Linked DNA regions of Mus musculus: region 1 is linked to region 2. The links are chromatin loops, found by intact Hi-C in ENCODE. Cell type or tissue: gastrocnemius. All regions are shown on one strand. Each heading gives the region's core, and the rest is flanking DNA. Links, peaks and the distances in the headings are about the cores only. Region 1 overlaps Ddx10 (DEAD box helicase 10). Region 2 has its middle 83 kb from the start of Gm39339.

Region 1 (10,479 bases), core at 2,153-7,152, 180 kb after region 2:
GTGGCCCAGAGGCCACAGGAACCCTGTGGTAGCTATGATTCTAGCTCAACACATTCATACATGACAATGCCATGTTATAGTTTTGAAATGTAAGGTACTCTGTTAGATATATACTTATTAGTTTAGATAATCTACTAAAATAGAATTTTAAGAATTTGACACAATTATGTAAGTGTGCAAACACTAAAAATTATTCCCAGTTTTCTAGGCAATGATTATAGAAATTCTTGAATTTCAGTCTTCTAATATATATATATACATTTTACCAGAATTCTCTACAATGAAGGTAAAAATATTAACTGTCAAAATGCCTGTAAAAATATTTTAACAGATTTAGCATACTTCATAAAAAGCATAATTTTAGAAACTAGAATAACTACCAAATTTTTCTTAATACAAAAAAATCTTTTTGCAAAATTATAGAATATCAAGCAAGAACAAAATTGAGATTTTGTGATCTGTAAATACATTTAAACACACTTTTTTTCAGTCTTCTTTTTGATACTCACCGTGATGACTCACACAGTCTGTTCATATTTAGGGCACTGTTTATACATTAAGTGACCTTCAGAAGGGTACCAGACCCCGCCACCACCAAACAAATACTAATAAAAATTTACTCAATAAAAATGTGATGAAATAGTCAAATGGAAAGGTTCAAGAACATCAAATATATGTTATTCTAAGAGATTTCTCTGACATTTAAATATTAATATTTTCAGATTTGAGCATTAAATAATGAAAAAAAGTGCTTTCCCAATTGAGCTCATTTTCATTGAAAAGAACTGACTGGGAAAGCATTTTTCACTGTTTCATGTTCACATGAACATAAATTCCAGGAAACCATACCACATCTGAGTATATAACCCAAGGGATCTAGGTCAATGTACAACAGAAATAATTATGTAATCTATGTTTACTTAAGCATTTTTTGATAACCAAGTTACAGAATTAATCTAAATACCCATAAATAAACAGATAAAGAAAATGTGATACAAATATAAAAGTTTATCCAGCAACAAAAGTATGAAATTATGCCACCTGCAAAAATGAATTAAACTAAAGATCATCATATCAAGTGAAATCAGGCAGGATCAGAAAGGCAAGTTTCTTTTATTACACTGTGAGTTGCTCAAGAACAGGTTTAATTCAATCTTGCCATTATCAGGATTAACACATGATAGGCACTTTAAGACCTGTAGAGCAAAAAGATGAATCCTTTTAGGATCTTCCCTCCTTTTGGTATCTAATAGCCTCTATTACTATTTAGCTAGGTCTCCTGTTTCCCTTTTGCATGACAGTAAAATCTGATATATTCTATATTCTCAAAACCATTCTCTAAAAACTCGTATAAAGTCCAAAAAAACGCCCTGTGATGATTACAGATTTCTTCTACATTCTAACTACTGTTGGAAATGCTATATAGAATAAACCCACACACCTGCAAATGTTATGTAGAAAGGGACATAAAACTGACAGTGAATATTTTATTACCTAAGGGAATTGTAAACCTGAAAGGGAGGCTATAAGACATCTGTCTAGTCCAGAACATCTGAGTCACAGTAGATCTATTCAATGCCACACTGACCTCTGCGGGCACCAAAAACCAGAGATCAGAGTCTCAGACCATTAAACAGACTAGGTTAGTACCAGTTTAGTGTAAAGTACCAAGGGCAATTTCTTTTGCATGCGGTTTGAAAGTTTACAGAGTAAAAACACGAGATGCTGGCAAGTACTCCGAAACACAAATAGAGCCGGGGATGCTGAGCTTGAATGACTCACGAGAGCACACTTCCCCTCACATAGACACTCTCCTATAGAAGCATAAATGGAACCAAAAAGGGATTCTTACCTCAGGACTTTAAAGTACCTCAGGTTTTAATAATATAAAGAATTTATAAAGAAAGAAATTTATACGCCTTCCACCCAAATATTTAGATGGGAGAGACGAAGGAAGGAAGGTGCTAGATGTCTACAGCTGAAGCACCTTTGAGCCACTTAGTGACAACACACTCCAGCTTCCACTAATCCTCAGAGTAAGTTTATCTTAAAGAACATATGCAATGTGCTGACTGCAATAATTTGCATCTTTAAAGGTGATCACAGCTCACTATATAGATGTACCATCCTCGAAAAGAGCCCTGGAAGGCTGACAATGCAGGCCACATCGCTGCTGTATTATAGAAGAAGAAACTAGAGTTAAGAAGATATATCCTGGGCCACAAAACTTATGGGCCAGAAATGAACTTTGAGACCTCATGTTCTTCTGAGAGCAACTAGGGAGCTTGGCAGTTACTGATTAAGGAAGACCCATAACCTATTACCAGATAATTACAATGGAGAAGAATTCACAGTGTGGATGTTTTCATCCATTCTAATGTTTCCACCTTTGCTTAGGGAATATTTGTTCTTTTTCTTCCTTCATTTTGTTTTTCTCAAAGGAGCACTACAAACCACCAAGTAGCAGTTGTACAGACAAGGGCAAAACATTTAAGGGTAAGAGCACTTTAGGAAACATTTTTCTAAGCTACAGAACCACAAGAACTATTCATTTTCTTATTTGAGAGAAATGTATAAATTTTAGGAGGTGAATCACTACATTTCTTGGAACATGGGGATATTAAAATTATGTATTTGAAGAATATAAATAATAAAGAATATAAACTTTCAGAGCTTTCATTTAAGCCCCTTTATAGGGGTTATAGCTTATTACCAAAGTTATTCATAAAAATCTTATATTCAAGAATCTCCAAACTTAAACATCTGAGCTGACAGTTCTTATAGAAATCTAACCTACCACTTCATTTTCAATTAAAAAAAATCTTGATTGAAGTATGCTGTGTTCCAACTCTGACCCATAATTGTTTCTGTCTGAAAGAACTGCAGGGATGGAAAAGGAGAGGAGCCTGAGGAAAAGAAGGTCCAGCGATCGTCCCAAAGTGGGATCCAGCTCAAGGGGAGGACTCAAGGTCTAACACTATTATTGAGTCAATGGAATGCTCACAAAAAGGGATCTATCATGACTGCCCTCTGAAAGACCCAACAAGCAACTGAAAGAATCAGATGCAGATATTTGCACCCAACCAATGGACAGAAGCAGCTGACCCCCTGTTGTTGAATTAGGGAAGGCTGAAAGAAGCTGAGAAGGATGATCCTGTAGGAGGACCAGGAGTCTTAATTAATTTGGACCCCCGAGATCTCTCAAACACTGGACCACCAAACAGGCAGCATACACCAGCTGATATGAGGCCCCCAACACACATACAGTAGAGGACTGCCAGGTCTGTGTTCATTCAGAGATGGTGCACCTAACCCTCAAGAGACTGAAGGCCCCAGGGACTTTAGAGACAAAACAAAGTCCTGAATAAGGCCAAAAGACCTTTGTTGAGTCAGACAGAAACCTGAGAATGCTTTCATTTCACCAGTTAAATCTGACCTGGTCCAAGTCAGTGAGCAGATATTCTGAGGCAAGCTTCTTTCAGAAGTTTTAAGGCTATAGTGCTTCCACTTATTTCATAAACTCATTGCTTAAAGATTATCTTGATGAAAGCATTCTGAAAGGCTAAGGCACTCCAGATGATGTTGTAGAACAGCTACACCAACACACCATAAAAATAACAAATTCAAGAGTTGTCTTCCAGTAAAGAAATCTTTCAATCCTGTAATATATCAATAATAATAAAAAAAAACATGGAAGAGAAAAATCTTTATGCATGAAATATTATAAATACCTGGCAATATCTTTTCCCCAAAGCAAGAAAATAGAGTAAAGATAAATTACTTATTGTTGGTTATAATAACAACAGCAACAAAATTTTAGTTTCCAAGTATTTTCATTGGAGGGCCAAAAAGAAAAAACCTAACAAACAAAAACTGTATCAGAGAGAAAAAACAAATTCTTCTTAGTGGTATTTTAGAGACACATGACTACTTGCAAGGACAAATTCTTCTAGTACCTAACTTTAGATTCTTTGGAGCACTAGTTTATGGTGCTCTCCAACAAAAGTCTTTATGGCTTAAAAAGAAGAAACAATAAAGCTTTGTAACTCTAAAGCCCACGCAAAACAAAAAATAAAAATGTATCCTCAAAAGTCTTCCTTATGCCACTAATACAAGAGATAGTAGATACCATAAATTCTTAAAAATAGGAAATCACTGCCCTATCACTCACTTCTAAAACCAAGAACACTTTTAAATAATCAGTGCAAAGCTTATTCTTTGTTAGCTGTGTTCACCTGTCTGTTTTCATTACCCACTGACTCCTTTCTCCTTTAAAGATAAAACGCAGAACCCCGTCTGGGATTTAAGGGCATTTGCAACCACATTTATCTATTTGGGAAATCTATTGAGCAGACTAGAAAAACAAAAATTAAGCAAAACTTTTACATGCAATACAGTAAAAGAGCTTTGTCATTTGGGGAAGCAGAAATACCTCATTCCAATATATTCACTTACTAATAGTGATTGCTCTAAATGAGTCATTTGATTTTTAAGTGAACTGCTCTAACATCTTGTACAAAAAATAAAAAATAAAAAGCAAAAAGGGAAGCATAATAGGGAAAACACATACAGAAAGATTACATAAAGCTTCTTTATGGGTTCATGAAAATTAGAAACTGCCAATCATATGTATAGTGGGAGCTAAACTTAAATATGCCAGTTCTGCTGGTTGCTTTAGTCAACCTGACAGATCTAGATGGCTGCAAAGAAGGAATCTTCATTGAGGAAAATGACTCAATAAGACTGGCCTGTTGGCAAACCTGTGGGGTATTGTCTTGATTAATGACTGAGAGGGCCGAGATCCTTTTGGGCAGTACAACCCTTGGGTAGGTGGTCCTGGGTTGCATAAGAAATCAGGCTGAGCGGGCCATTAGGAGTAAAACAGTAAGCAGTTCCTTCATAGCCTGAGCTTCAGTTTTGTCTCCAGGTTCCTGCCTTGAGTTTCTGCCCTGAGTTCCTTCCAAATGCACTACAAAACTATAATCAGAAATAAATCCTTTCCTCCACAAGTTGCTTTTGGTCGTGGACGTTATCACAGCAATAGAAACCTAAGTAGGATGCCACCTCTTCTTTTCTATAGCATATGCTGGTGTTTGCATTTATTATGTCAGCCAGACTGTTTTCACATTAATAGTTTCCCTTGTGTGGCAGAGGCCTCTAGTGGTCACGCTTAGCTTTGCAATCTGTGGGCTAGACAGGTTGACTCACCCTTCTAAAACTCCCCAGCTCAAAATCCCTAGGGTAGCTGCTCAAGATGAGGGGTGCTTCCCAACTGTGCCAGGAATGTAGGAAGCAACCACAACCACTGAGGTATGTAGGGACACGGGGCCTTTTTTTCATACTTCCAAGACTCCCCAGCGTTAATCACCCTGCTGAAGTAACATAGCAAAGTAGGTGTAAAACAGATGGTTGTAGCTTCAAGGTTTCCGTGTTCTATCGCAGTGAAAGACAGATGTGTGGCTGCACAGATTTGAGTTCAGGCCCAGGTCCATCAAGAGAAGGTTCCTTACTATCAGTTGATGAAATGTGCTCCCAGTACACAAGTCTGGGAATGCTTTTCCCTGTGTTATCTTCTGTCTGAGCTGAACCTACTGCTGCATGCACTCTCATTCTTAGTAAATCTTTTTCTTTCTCCTCGCCTCTTACTGCTTTCTTTTTTCTTCTATAATATTCTTCTCTACTCCTGCCCTTACTTTGTTTCTCCTCTATTTCCCTCTTTTACTTGCCTTTATCTGCTGAGTAAACTATTCTTAAGACCATTATTGTCAAAGTAAATTAAGTATCCCAGCAATAAAACTAGAAAGACTTATGACTATAGAACTTTCAACCTCAAAATATATAAATTGTTTTAAATTTCAATATAATGTCACTTTCCAGGGTTTCAGTTCTAAGTTGTTCTCTTTGTTCCTTTATCAACAATATTCTATTTCATCAGCAATATACTTCTACTTAATAAATCCTCCTTCTTTTCAAAGTTATGGGAGCCCTGACAAGTCTGAGGGTGTATCTCAAGTTTTTGCACTGTTTTTTCTTTCTTTACATAACTGCAAAACTCCTTCCAGCCATCAGCTCTTATAATCAGCATGTGTGACCAACCACCAGTGCCTTAGGAAACCTAGCTAAATGAGAGCTAAATAATGAGCTTTATTTCAAAGACTAACAACTCTTAACTCCAAAAGCAATGTACTCTATTGATCATCATGACAACTATATTTCATTTTGTTAGCTGAAAAACAAGCAGTCCTCCTGTTCAGCTTATTTCTTTACTTTAGAAAGTTTTCATTAACGAAAAGATCTGTATCTTGGAGCCAGTAAAATGCTCAGTGGGTAAGCATGCTTGACACCAATCCGGAAAGCCTGTATTTATTTAAACCAGGGACACACATGGTGAAAGGAGAGAACTCCAGCAAGTTGTCCTCTGACCTACACATGTGCACTGTAATGTGTACACATGCACACTCACACACACGGTTAATATACTTAAACAAAAAACAAGCAATGGATGGATGGATGGATGGATGGATGGATGGATGGATGGATGGATGGATGGATTTTAGAAACCCGTATCTCCCAAACCACTAAATACTGGGTACTCAGGAAATCATGAAAGTTTCACCCTCATATTTTTCTTTCAACAGATCACAGATATAAACTTTAACAAAATAATATATCAAGTTTCTGAGAGGTGCACTAGGCTTTCATTTTACCTCAGTATACAGAGAATGTCAGGGAACTGGTTAAAAATTGGCCATTCTGCCCACGATAACACTCTCAAAGGAGACAGCTCTCATTTCTGCACCCCCAGAAAGGGGCTGTGATATGGAGGTTTCTCAACTATGCTCAGCAGCTGTAAGACAAAGCTTCATCTATTAAAGGTCCAGAGTAGACAACCTTGTCATTGGCACAGCCTTGCCTTCTTTCATTTATCCTCAGCATTCTCCTCCATGGCTACACAGATACAGTTACAAGACCTTCCCCTGACAAGGACGTCCTCTACTTGATGTGCAAAAACATGAAAAGGGAGGAGAGGAGGGAGGTTTTCATCAACAAGTTCACATTCAAGATCAGCCCTATTGGAAAAACTTAACACTGGGCCATAAATCGACTTCCCCAACAAAAAGAGGATCAAAACTAAACACAGACGCCCACCTATGGGGAAACTAAGGAAAGAATATTTAGAAGCAGTCTAGTAAGTGAGAATAACTTCTTACAATTCAAACTATTATGAAAGACTCAGAACACAGCATCAACAAATATAAAAAATAAACTATACTACATAGTCTTCCCTCAAAACAAGACAAGTTTCTTATCCATTCTCAAACACCCAAACCTGAAGATGCCCAAGTCCCTATACTCTAGATCACACCAGTTATAATACCCAGTACTATGTTAAGTTGTATGCAATTGTTAAGTTCTTTAAAATAACAACAACAACAACAACAACAATAATAATAATAATAATGGCAAAGGTTGGAGAGGTAGTTCAATGATTAAGAACACTTGTTACAGAATTCTCACCTGAGGAATACCGAATGGCAGAGAAGCACTTGAAAAAATGTTCAACATCCTTAATCATCAGGGAAATGCAAATCAAAACAACCCTGAGATTCCACCTCACACCAGTCAGAATGGCTAAGATCAAAAATTCAGGTGACAGCAGATGCTGGCGAGGATGTGGAGAAAGAGGAACACTCCTCCATTGTTGGTGGGAGTGCAGGCTTGTACAACCACTCTGGAAATCAGTCTGGCGGTTCCTCAGAAAACTGGACATAGTACTACCGGAGGATCCAGCAATACCTCTCCTGGGCATATATCCAGAAGATGCCCCAACAGGTAAGAAGGACACATGCTCCACTATGTTCATAGCAGCCTTATTTATAATAGCCAGAAGCTGGAAAGAACCTAGATGCCCCTCAACAGAGGAATGGATACAGAAAATGTGGTACATCTACACAATGGAGTACTACTCAGCTATTAAAAAGAATGAATTTATGAAATTCCTAGCCAAATGGATGGACCTGGAGGGCATCATCCTGAGTGAGGTAACACATTCACAAAGAAACTCACACAATATGTATTCACTGATAAGTGGATATTAGCCCCAAACCTAGGATACCCAAGATATAAGATATAATTTGCTAAACACATGGAACTCAAGGAGAATGAAGACTGAAGTGTGGACACTATGCCCCTCCTTAGATTTGGGAACAAAACACCCATGGAAGGAGTTACAGAGACGGAGTTTGGAGCTGAGATGAAAGGATGGACCATGTAGAGACTGCCATAGCCAGGGATCCACCCCATAATCAGCATCCAAACGCTGACACCATTGCATACACTAGCAAGATTTTATTGAAAGGACGCAGATGTAGCTGTCTCTTGTGAGACTATGCCGGGGCCCAGCAAACACAGAAGTGGATGCTCACAGTCAGCTAATGGATGGATCATAGGGCTCCCAATGGAGGAGCTAGAGAAAGTAGCCAAGGAGCTAAAGGGATCTGCAACCCTATAGGTGGAACAACATTATGAGCTAACCAGTACCCCGGAGCTCTTGACTCTAGCTGCATATATATCAAAAGATGGCCTAGTCGGCCATCACTGGAAAGAGAGGCCCATTGGACTTGCAAACTTTATATGCCCCAGTACAGGGGAATACCAGGGCCAAAAAGGGGGAGTGGGTGGGCAGGGGAGTGGGGGTGGGTGGATATGGGGGACTTTTGGTATAGCATTGGAAATGTAAATGAGTTAAATACCTAATAAAAAATGGAAAAAAAAAATAAAAAAATAAAAAAAAAAAGAACACTTGTTACTTTTCCAGAGGATCCAAATTCAGTTCTCGGCACCCACATCACATGGCTCACAACCACTTATAGCTCCAACTCTAGGGAGACCTGACCTCCACAGGCACCTGCAGTCATATACACATAGCCCCACACCGCCACAAACAAGAACACATAATTAAATATAAAATCTTCTTTAAAAATTAATGCAAGGATATGTACATGTTCACTATAAATGTAGGCTTAGCTACAATTCTGGTCTATAGATAGATTACTCTACAGATAAGAGACCCACAAATACAAAGGAAGACTATACAAACAAATGTAAAAACACAAAGGAAATATAGAAACATGACATTTACTATCTGGAAATTGAGAGCTTATTATTAAAACAAAGTATGCTTGTGTTAATGTTGACCATGAAATACCCATAAAGATCAACTGTTTTCATTAAGATTAAGATTTTCTTCTTAGACTTTATCCATTACTGTTCCTATGATCCAATTTCCAGGTCATGACACAAGACAGAGTGGATTTAGTAGTGAATGTAAGCACTCTTTTTCTTTTACACCATAAAGTAATTAACTGGTTTCCACTTCCAAAGTACAGCAGCGGTATCATCTCCAACTTGCTTCCTATGTGCTACAACCAGTATAAAGGTGGGGGAGCAAAGAACATGGTGGACTTGCTCAAGTGAGTCAGACGTTTGCTAACTGCCAAGAAAAACTCAATCATGGCTAGTCAGGCATGGCACATATAGAATGTGAAATGAAATTCAGTGTTTGCCCCTGGGTCCCAGAAGTCATTTCTATCAGATGCCCTCAGAATGCAGGAGCTTTCGGAAACCTTCTCGATATTAAGCATGTCAGTTTAAAAGTAACAGTTGCATATGGATGGTGCTTACAACTTTACACATACATTCCAGGGAAACTACATGTTTTGGGGAATACTGAAGCTTATAGTGTTTCCATCTAGATCATCAGAGGTAAAGCAAAGCCAACTGATGTTCTCACTGTAATCTATTATTAAATTATCCAATTGAGTACAAATAAGCCATATTTTTAGCCTAAAAATGACAAGTATGCAAATCCTTCAGTTGGCCCACAAAGTCATTTGTCTTCTGTGTTTAATAGGAAAGGTGGTCAGAAGGGTCAGGCAAAGTCCAGATCACAAGCTAGCTTAGAATTTTTAACACTTTATAAAGAAAACAAATGACAAAGTAAAGACTAGGCTACAAGGGCTCAGTCCAGAATACCCTGGTATATATATAACAAAAAACACACACACAAAGTAAGTATATATGGCAAAATACAGATTTAAATCAATTTCAATATTACAAAGATTTCCTTTATTTTATATAAAGTTCTCTGACAAATACCTTAAAAACCCTTTTTAAAAAACAAAAAACCAAACAAACAAAAAAAACCCCAAAAGACCATAGATATGAAGATGCACACCCACACATAAGCCCCTCCTCACCTTTGCTTGTCTTTTGTTGGCTTCTCTTCTGGCCTCTCTTTCTTTTAGCCGTCTTTCCTACAGAAAGAAAAGATGAATTAGAGGTATGGAAACTTCTAGACAGTAGATGTTAAGCAGCACACACTCTCCAGTTTTACATTGTAAACAAAATACTATGGGACTAACCTGACTTTTTTTTTTTTTTTTTTCCCCTGAGACACAGTTTCTCCTGGAACACTCT
Region 2 (10,479 bases), core at 2,324-7,323:
CTTTCTTTCTTTCTTTCTTTCTTTCTTTCTTTCTCTCTCTCTCTCTTTCTTCCTTCCTTCCTTCCTTCCTTCCTTCCTTTCTTTCTTTCTTTCTCTCTCTCTCCCTCTCTCTCTCTCTTTCTTTCTTTCATTCATTCTTTCTTTTTTTCCCATTTTTATTAGGTATTTAGCTCATTTACATTTCCAATGCTATACCAAAAGTCCCCCATACCCACCCACCCCCACTCCCCTACCCACCCACTCCCCCTTTTTGACCCTGGCATTCCCCTGTACTGGGGCATATAAAGTTTGCGTGTCCAATGGGCCTCTCTTTCCAGTGATGGCCGACTAGGCCATCTTTTGATACATATGCAGCTAGAGTCAAGAGCTCTGGGGTACTGGTTAGTTCATAATGTTGTTCCACCTATAGGGTTGCAGATCCCTTTAGCTCCTTTTACTTTCTCTAGCTCCTCCATTGGGAGCCCTGTGATCCATCCATTAGCTGACTGTGAGCATCCACTTCTGTGTTTGCTAGGCCCCGGCATAGTCTCACAAGAGACAGCTACATCTGGGTCCTTTTGATAAAATCTTGCTAGTGTATGCAATGGTGTCAGTGTTTGGATGCTGATTATGGGGTGGATCCCTGGATATGGCAGTCTCTACATGGACCATCCTTTCATCTCAGCTCCAAACTTTGTCTCTGTAACTCCTTCCATGGGTGTTTTGTTCCCAATTCTAAGGAGGGGCATAGTGTCCACACTTCAGTGTTCATTCTTCTTGAGTTTCATGTGTTTAGCAAATTGTATCTTATATCTTGGGAATCCTAGGTTTGGGGCTAGTATCCACTTATCAGTGAGTACATATTGTGTGAGTTCCTTTGTGAATGTGTTACCTCAAGAAGGTGGACTTCAGAAAATCGAATAACCCCATTAAAAAATGGGGCTCAGAACTGAACAAAGAATTCTCACCTGAGGAATACCGAATGGCAGAGAAGCACCTGAAAAAATGTTCAACATCCTTAATCATCAGGGAAATGCAAATCAAAACAACCCTGAGATTCCACCTCACACCAGTCAGAATGGCTAAGATCAAAAATTCAGGTGACAGCAGATGCTGGCGTGGACGTGGAGAAAGAGGAGCACTCCTCCATTGTTGGTGGGATTGCAGGCTTGTACAACCACTCTGGAAATCAGGCTGGCGGTTCCTCAGAAAATTGGACATAGTACTACCAGAGGATCCAGCAATACCTCTCCTGGGCATATATCCAGAAGATGTTCCAACTGGTAAGAAGGACACATGCTCCACTATCTTCATAGCAGCCTTATTTATAATAGCCAGAAGCTGGAAAGAATCATTCATTCTTTCTTAAAAATTATTTATATGAGTGCAGTATAGCTATCTTCAGACACACCAGAAGAGGGCATCAGATCCCAATTACAGATGGTTGTGAGCCACCATGTGGTTGCTGGAAATTGAACTCAGTAACTCTGGAAGAGCAGTCAGTGCTCTTAAGCACTGAGCCATCTCTCCAGCCCCTCTTTTATCTGATCTTGGGACTCTTTTCCTCCTGTTGGGTTGCCTTGTCCAGCCTCAGTATTAGAGCTTTTGCCTTGTCTTATTGTGTTGTTTTATTGTGTTTGGTTGTTGTCTCTTGGAGGTCTGCTCTTTTCTGAAGGGAGATGAAGGAGTGTGGATTTAGAGGATGTGGCAAAGGAAACTGTGAGGAGTGGGGGAAAGGGAAACTGTGGTCAGGATGTATTGCATGAGAGAAGAATCCACTTAAAAAAAAAAACCAATATGGAGCTCAATCATTTACCAGAACCAGACACAATCTGGAATCTGACTCTCTCTACTTCTATGCAGCTTAACAAATCAAGTTTGTTCAGGCTCATTCATTTACAAACTTTGGCTGGCATCCAGCATCACCAGTATGAGATCATGGGTCCCAAGGAGCTCCTTATATCTATGGTCTGTGGTCTTCCACAGCTAACAATCAGCTCCCTGATGCATTACAACTGCCATTTCCACTCTGGTCATATTACCATGGGGATCACATCAGAGTTCTTTGTAGGAACTAGCTGTAATGCTTTTGCTAATGGCCCATGGCCTTGACTCTTGAGATAACAATATTCGGCAGTGAAAGCTCTTGCTTCTGAAATTCCTCCTCTTGACCCCAGGGTGAAGATGGACAGGGGACAGAGAAGCGAGTATGCCCACTGAGCTAAAAAAAGACCTTTCTATAGGTCCTGTTACTAACTCAGTGAACTTAGATGTTTTTATATGTTGAAGAAGGAGGAGCCATAAAGCCACAGCAAGAGAAGGAAAAATTAAGAGGTACTGATCTAAGAACACCTATTTTCATTTGGATGATAAATACTCATTCAAGAGATCAATATAGTGACTAAAGCCAGTAACAATAAAATAAATTCTGAAGAAACACTTAAAGTGTAAATTGTAAGGTTCCTATCTCTAAAAGTTAAATATGTCCTTACTGTTTGAGTGTGAACCTCAAAGACCTCTGTAGGCTTGTGTCTTTTAATACTCGATCTTCAGCTTAGGAAGCTATTTTGGGATGTTATTAGATCTTTAAGAGGTAAAACTTGAGCTCCTCTTCCCTCCCTCTCTCCCTCCCTCCCTCCCTCCCTCCCTCCCTCCCTCCCTCCCTCCTGTTCAGTCAGACAAGAAGATAGACAAGAACATGGCAGTCTGCACTCCCAGTGAATGATGGCTCCCATGGGCTGCCACGCCTTCCCAATCATGACATCTTGAACTGAACACATCCTTTTCTAGTAAGTTGCTTCTGTCAAGTATTAGGTTTCAGTGAGAAGGGAGAAAGGATGACCTATATGAGATAGTACACTTTAATCAGTCCTGAGGCTCCACGTTATACCTGATTTTATTATTATTATTATTATTATTATTATTATTAATTACCAATTAAAAGCAACTTTAAAAATAAAAAGGGGAACGTAAAGAGACCTGGTTCTATGCTCAACTCAATCACCAGTTCTCTGAAAAGATGGTGTGCACAAAACCTCTTCAGAGTCTGTTTCCTCATCAGTACACAGATGGACTTAATCTGACTTGTTCTGCATTCAAAACTGCCTTGGTTAGTATTTTGATAAGACTTTATATTCCCAACTTGTAAATGTTTTTACCCCTATTAAACCACGGTGAGTAGGAGCTGCCAGGTAAAAACAAGCAAGACTAGAAGCAATGCTTTGTATGGGTGATGGTCAAAGGGGATGCAAAGATGCAGCTTCAGACACTCAGTGAAAGTGATACATACATACATACATACATACATACATACATACATACATGCAACACCATGACCTATGTAAGAAGAGTCAAGAAAATACCAAGCAACAAATCTTGTCTGAGTTGTATGATTGATTGTGATACTTCTATTCCCAGCCATAAAACAATGAGCCCAATAAAAAGGTTAAAGAGTTGAATAGCATCAAGCATGGAGGCAAAAATCAAATCCCAACAACTACTCCTCTAAACTCTTTAAACCTTGTGCCTGGGCCATGTACTCCAAAGCCACAATGGTCACTGGGAAAGAAATGTGTAATAGAATATAGTTGTTCTTTTCTCAGAGGGGTTTCCAGTATCTAAACACATAACATGCATGCATACATACATACACACATATATAAATATGTCTGTGTGTCTGCGTGTCCAAAGCACAGAAGGTCTGTATAGGAGATACAGAAATCCTAGGGCTCATTTTGCATCATATTTTGTTGTTGTTGTTGTTGTTGTTGTTGTTGTTGTTGTTGTTGTCGTCGTCCTGTTCAAAGCCTCAGGGTCATACCTCTGCAGTCACTCTCTAATCTGTCTGCTTTGACTCGTCCAGGCAGAGCTCTATTTTCTCAGAGCACAGAAGAAAGCTTACTCATCACTTTAACAGACATTTGCTGGCTACCTACAGGAAGTCAAATATTATAGCAGGAATTTAATATAAAGATACGTTGATGGCTAATTAAAAAGCCAAATACCTTGATGCTAATTTTCTGATTCCATTCCAGTTCCTTGCTGCTAAACAACCCAAGAAGCTTTCTGCAGAGTTCTAAATACCATGCTCCAGGCCTTGGATCCTTGGTAAAATGAAGAAGAATGGAGTTCTTGTGCCAGCTCTACCAGTATCATGCATTGAGCCAAGGTTTACAAAACCATTCAAGCTCTTGGCTTCCTTCTCTCCCTCATCCACAGGATCCTGGGAGGAGCCAATCACTTGATTGCTGTGAAGTCACTTTGAAATATGGTCTGACTGATGACAAGCCAGAACCCTGCAACTGCAAGATGGAGACTTCACTGGAACCCAGGCTTCTGATTCAGGCAGGCTTCCTCAGCCACTGGGTTTCCATCAGCTGCCACTGCAGCGTCTCCTCAAAGCGCGTGAACTGAAAAGCTGGCACTGGCTCATCTGAAATTCACACACCGGAGCTCCAAACAGACAAGGACGTTCTGAAATTGGAAATGCAGGACGATGGCAGGTGGTGCTGTTCTCCATGAAAAATGAGTTTTAGAGAAACAGCCTTGCTCCTCCCAAAGATGCCTGGGGTTTGTGGGTGATTTGTAATGCTTTCACCGGAAAGCCCTCATCCCCATGAACACATTTTGAAGAGAGAAATCAATCTTACAACATAACAGGGAGAGAAAATCTGTTAGAAAATAATGAAGGGGGGAAAATCTACCTTATTCTAGAATCCTTTATACCAAATAAATGAGTTCCAGACGGGGAAGGCCATATCCATATCTTCCCCTCATTCTTGCCATTTACTGGGTAGACGTAAGAAGGAAGATTGAAGAGAGGGACTGTTACCCAGCTCTACCAGCCATTCCATCTCAATAATTTAGGTGGGATGCCATCAGAGAGAGACAATATTTATCATTTCACCTCAGAAACTCCCTCACCTTATCTTTAACATCTAATACTATGTCAGTGTTCATCTACAGTAGAAAATAACTAAAACTCCCCATGTAACAACTCACAAGAATGCACCATGATAAAATATGCATCCCAATACAAAATGGTAGTTACTATCTTCTTGGGTGTAATTGCAACCTTTAAATGAATACAGCAGCACATAGTGGTTCAATTGAACTCCCAGGCCCCGTTGAACTGTGCCTCAGACTCTGAGACTAGAGAAGGAGAAGAAACCATGAGGCACTCTAAAGGACACATCACAGAATGCATGACAATAAGAAGCTCACCAAGCCAGGCATGGTGGCACACACCTTTAATCCCAGAACTTGGGAGGCAGAGGCAGGAGGATTTCTGAGTTCGGGGCCAGTCTGGTCTACAGAGTAAGTTCCAGGACAGCCAAGGCTACACAGAGAAACCCTGTCTTGAAAAACAAACAAAAAAAGAAGCTCACCAATTTTAGGAGCAGGTAAATTACTGACTGAGGTAGAGTTCAGGAAAAGGTATGGGGCAAAGATGGAAGGTTTAGGGAAGAAGACAAGAGATGGACTAGGGAGAAAGATTGGAAAGTATATCCATGAAAACAGCAATCTAAAGTGAATGTCCACCAGCATGCAGAGAAGTCCCCTTTATACTGGGAAAGAGGGGGGAAACAGCCACTCTTTTCAGGATAGATGAGTCTTAATAAAAGTTGTACAATTGACCCGAAGAAGAAATGAGATGAGATTTTGGAAAAGAAGTGCCATCTACAGGTAATGTTGCTTTCCACCTGTCTCCAGAGCCCCACAAACCTCATCTTCCAACCCTCTCCAGAGGAACCTTGGGTGCAGGAGATGGGGATCTGGCTTAGCAGCAAATCACTTATCTGTCATGTGTAAGGTGTGGGGTTTGACCTTCAAACCCAGAAAACAGAAAACTAAACAATGAAGAATCATATAGACAGACTATTCTTCTCCAGTGTCTTTCTGACCCTTTCTCTGTGTTAAGAACTTCTTTTCTAAAATACACAATCCAAGCACAGCTTGTCTGGGAGAAAGAAATTCTATGAGCACTCACAATGAGTCAATAAATAATCCAGTAGAAGCCAAGACGGTACTAGTCTGGAATGCCACTTATGTATGGGCAGGAGTCACAAAGTACTCACTGTCTTTCCCCTGTACATCCAAAGGACCAATACACAAAACAGAGACCATCCCAAGGAGAAGCCTAGCTGCATGCCCTGGACACAATGACAGAAAGATGTTACAACTTGAGATGTCCTTAAAATACACACCAGTGAAGGTAATGGGGACTGAACATGAAAGAACATGCTGAAAAGCATGTCATGATGAACTCAGAAAAATAAGAAACAGTGCAGAACCATGTATGAGTACAATGGAACTCACAGGCAAAAAACACCTCACCTCAAAGCTCAGGAAGATGTCCAAAACCTGACACAGGCACAGTGAATCTAAGATAATAATTACCCTGTGCCCTTTAAACCATACATTCCAATCCTCGAATAGGAGTCAAAAACATATTGAGGTGACTCAACTAGTGGGTCTTTATCTGATGGGTCAATGCCTAAGAAAAGAGTTGAAGGCTTTGCTACCACATCCCATAACAGAAACCAGAGAGTAAGGTGTGTGTTTCTATATGTATGTGTGTGTACACACATATATAATAAAATGTGCACTATTTTGTCATACGTCCTTTCCCATGTGTCTCTGCTGGTAATTTCAGTAAGAACACCAAATAGCTATTAAGTGTGCCACCCACAAGCTTCCAAGTCAAGAGGTCATTTCCATATGGCATTATGAAAGGTAAGTTGAAAGAATTTGAGCTCCATCTCTGATACTAGTGAACTTTACATTTTAAAATTATTCCTCCCACAGTCAGCAAATATTCTTTAACTGTCCACTAGCCAATAATAAATGTGGGAGAGAATCAAGATGACTGAATAAGAAAATATGCTCCCTAGGAAGGACTTCAGGAAAGGGGTCAGTCCTCTACCCACATTAGCAAGGACAGACCATGGGCTTAATTAGGAGTAAGCTAATGCAGATCCTAAGTAGTGAGACCCAGCTCGAAGCCTAATGTAGACAGTAGAAAATAAAAAAGGGCGAGTCAGACCCAGGTTCATTGTCTGCAAGATGTTAATAGCAAAGAACAGCATCTCCTGACTCTGGTTTAAAGGCCTTATAATGATAGGTCCAAGTATAACAGTCCAGAATTCAAATTCCCAGCAGAAGAAATACAAGCTTTGGACCTTGCTCCAAACTCCATTTCCATCTGCACTCATTCTTTGAGTCTGCTCCTTTCCTTGATTGCCAATGCCAATGCCCCATTTGAAGGCCTGGGATCAACAATAGATCAATGGGTAAATATCTGTGCAACACACTTAGTACAATGTCAGTCACTCATGTTAGTTCCTGTTCTCATTTTTATACCAATTGTGAATACATGAAGGGAAGAAAGATAACGCTGATGATACATAAAGGAAAGATACTGAATTGAGAATTGTGATGTGTCTGCCACAACAGTGAGCTCTGTAACTGCAGACTTTCCTACCAGCACTTAAGTTCTCCCTAGTTAATGACTCTGAGATTTCTTGTATATGAATATATGTGTATGCCAATAGCTCTGGCTCATTTCTGCTAGCTCATAACGCAGCTATCCCATTTAATGTAGCTCAACTCATGACATGTGGCTAGTTACCTGGTCCTTAGTTTCAAGCAATGATGGTTATCTTCCTCTGTGTCCAGGAGAATCTCTCCACCCTGACTCAGCCCCAGGATATTTCTCTCTCTCTCTCTCTCTCTCTCTCTCTCTCTCTCTCTCTCTCTCTCTCTCTCTCTCTCTCTCTCTCTTCCCTCTCCTCTCCTCTCCTCTCCTCTCCTCTCCTCTCCTCTCCTCTCCTCTCTTCAGCTTTCCTCTCCTCAAATCCTGCCTCAGCTCATTGGCCAAACATCATTTTATTGACAGGTGACTTTTTACATAGTACACAAGACATTGTTTGTACAGAGCTCTGTGTCTTCATAAATTAGCTCACATTCAATCACAAGTAAGATGAACAAGGTGACCTCTGAGATGTCTTTTGGCAAAAGGGAATTCTGGTAGGAATGGGTGACAGTGCTAAAAGTAACAGGGTATAGAGACACCAGCCTCAAGTAACACAAGAATAGCTCAACTGAGCTAGAATTGCTAACCCTCTCAGTACTAGAAAATTCAGAGATCAAACAGAACAGCCTTGGATTATATATAAAAGAGTTGGGGGACACAGAGAGTAAGAGCAGGAGAAAAGAGACAGAACTCTTCAGAAGTCACATTTACAGGTTTTAGATGAGTCTTACATATCCAAGATAGACTTTAAATCACTGATCACTGATCCTTACTGGACAATCCAAGAGACTCCATAATGGAGTACCATGATTCTTGTGTACAGTAGATAGGCAAGAAAGATGTAGGTGTCAAAAGAGGGTTAAGTAGCAACCATTTTGGGAGATGTGTTGGCCTCTGTCCATGTAAACACACACCTATTCTCCCTATTATTAGATAGGTGTCCTCATCTCTGTTTCAAGTACTATATATAAATCACTCCTTCCAACCAGACAACTGGCCTAACCCCTGCTCAAATTAGAAATATACCATTTAGTATTAATGGGAGCTACTTAAGCAGTTTACAGAGGGTAGGAGGACCTAGCTGGGCTAAAGATGCCACAGTCTACTCTTCCAAGTCCTTGAGCCTCAAGAATATACATCCTACAAAAAAAAAAAAACCCAGATTTAACATCATGTCATGAGATGAGAGGGAAGTGACTTTTCTCTACTGTTTGCCCCTCTCCACACATAAAGGCAAAAACACCTAACCATTAACCACCAGAAGTATCACACTGGGACTATTTCAGAATAGTATCTGAAAAGTAATAAAATGTTTTTTAATACTCCACAAAAGGACAATTCTTTACACTCATCCTTAATTATGCTGTCTCTCTGAAATATCTCCAGACCCCACAGGCTCTCAGGAGCCCCAGAAGAAACAGCTACAAGGCTATTTCAACCCAGCCCTAGTCCTAGACCATCCAATGACACCATATGCTTTCTGCACTTCCCATTACCCTTCATACTCACTCTGCTGAATCTCTCTGTGGCTCTGCTTGGCCACTTTCTCTTCATCCTGAGATAGCAATATAAATGCCTCTTCCACCTAGAATTCCACGGTTGAGTCCAAGATTGGCTTAAATGCCCTTTCTTACCTATACCTTTACATGTCCCAGCAATAGCTGGTTCTACTATCATTGTCTGTTGGCTTATCTGTCTCCTCTATCATGTTAGCTTATCTGTCTCCTCCACACACTTATCAGATCCTTGAGGATAGAGTTTCATCTTCAATTACTTAGTGCAGAAGTCGCATATAGAAGTTAATAATTATTTATTAAAAAATGAATAAATCAATCAAAGTAGATAAATGCTTGGAATAAAGAACTACTTGGGTCTACTTACACACAAGCTAGTAAACCTGGTGAGAGAGAAGTAGAAAATCCCAGACCTGAAATATGGGTACATCCCCTACAGTTCACAGTGCTGCCGGTTGATGATTGTGGAGCCAAAAATCAGAACTGATGAATGGGCAGTGTCAGAGGACAAAGGAAAGACTCCCAAAGTCACACTTGATTCCCTTTACAAGGAAAAAAAGAAGGGACCTACCTTTTATAGAGCATATACAAATATCCCTTTTATACTAAGATAAGGCAAGGCACAGGAAGCTAATAACACATCATGCACATAGCAACGTGGTATAAAACTTGGCCATTCTGATTTCAGAGTCCATACCTTTTCCCCCCTTCTCCTTCCCACCTTTTCCCAGATGCTCCTTTCGACATTCTGGGAAACAAGATGTTGGCTGGGAAGCTCAGCACCCCAAAGTCAAGACTTATGATGCAGAATGGTAGCCCGGAATCAGTAAGCGCATGCATAGGTGCCCATACAAAGGGCCAAAAGTGAGTCTGTCTTCAAAAACAGAAAAAAAAAATGATTAAGATTAAGAGAAAGGGCTATGAAGGGTGAAGAACAGAGTCCAGAAAGGCTCCTCCAGAACAATGACTAATAAAACAATGTTGTATGAAAACATCACAAAGCACACCTGCTCTTGCTCCACCAAAACACATCCCCAATGCAGAGCCATATTTAACTGTCATTATCAGCAGGGCCCCACCACCCAGTTTTCAGCTTACAGTCTCCTCCCTTCAAAGACAAAGGTATCTAGTGTGGAGAGAATGGCTTAGAGTAAACCAAAAGGCATCCAACTCCCAGCCAAATGAAAACGCCACAGGCACAAGGCCAAAGAGTATTCTTGGCCTGGATGGCATTCACCGCCCTAAATTTAGCGAACTGGTGAGCTTTTTCAGGAGCATCATATTCAACCTTTTGCAAGCCAGAGAGCTACCTCCTAATGCACAGCTTGCTTTCCCTCTGAAGCTGAACACACTGTCCTTGGCTTTGTCATGGGAAAAGCAATGCCAACAAAAGCGCTGTGTTGTCACCTAGCCCCTGCCTGTCCAAGCAGCACTTGGATGGGGTTCTTTAAG

Evidence for each region. Hi-C counts contacts between places; a loop is a spot of excess contacts. Peaks named below come from ENCODE experiments on the same cell type or tissue, not always from the same donor. Only the 100,000 strongest peaks of a DNase experiment are listed, where the experiment ranks them.
Region 1: a loop joins it to region 2, with 4 times the contacts of the local background. A loop is called at or near these places in 6 of 42 quality-filtered maps.

Annotation. Positions count from the first base shown.
Region 1 is chr9:53,139,244-53,149,722 of GRCm38, forward strand. Ddx10 (DEAD box helicase 10) reads right to left here. Exons shown (of 18, transcript NM_029936.2): 16 at 10,260-10,316. Among named protein-coding and RNA genes, the nearest start is that of Ddx10, 100 kb to the right of the region's middle. In gastrocnemius, for the core only: a CTCF peak has its summit at 5,160; a DNase peak (open chromatin) is centred at 5,173.
Region 2 is chr9:52,955,526-52,966,004 of GRCm38, forward strand. No RefSeq gene overlaps it. Among named protein-coding and RNA genes, the nearest start is that of Gm39339, 83 kb to the left of the region's middle. In gastrocnemius, for the core only: no CTCF peak of the experiment used is centred there; a DNase peak (open chromatin) is centred at 4,337; H3K27ac peaks cover 1,155 bases.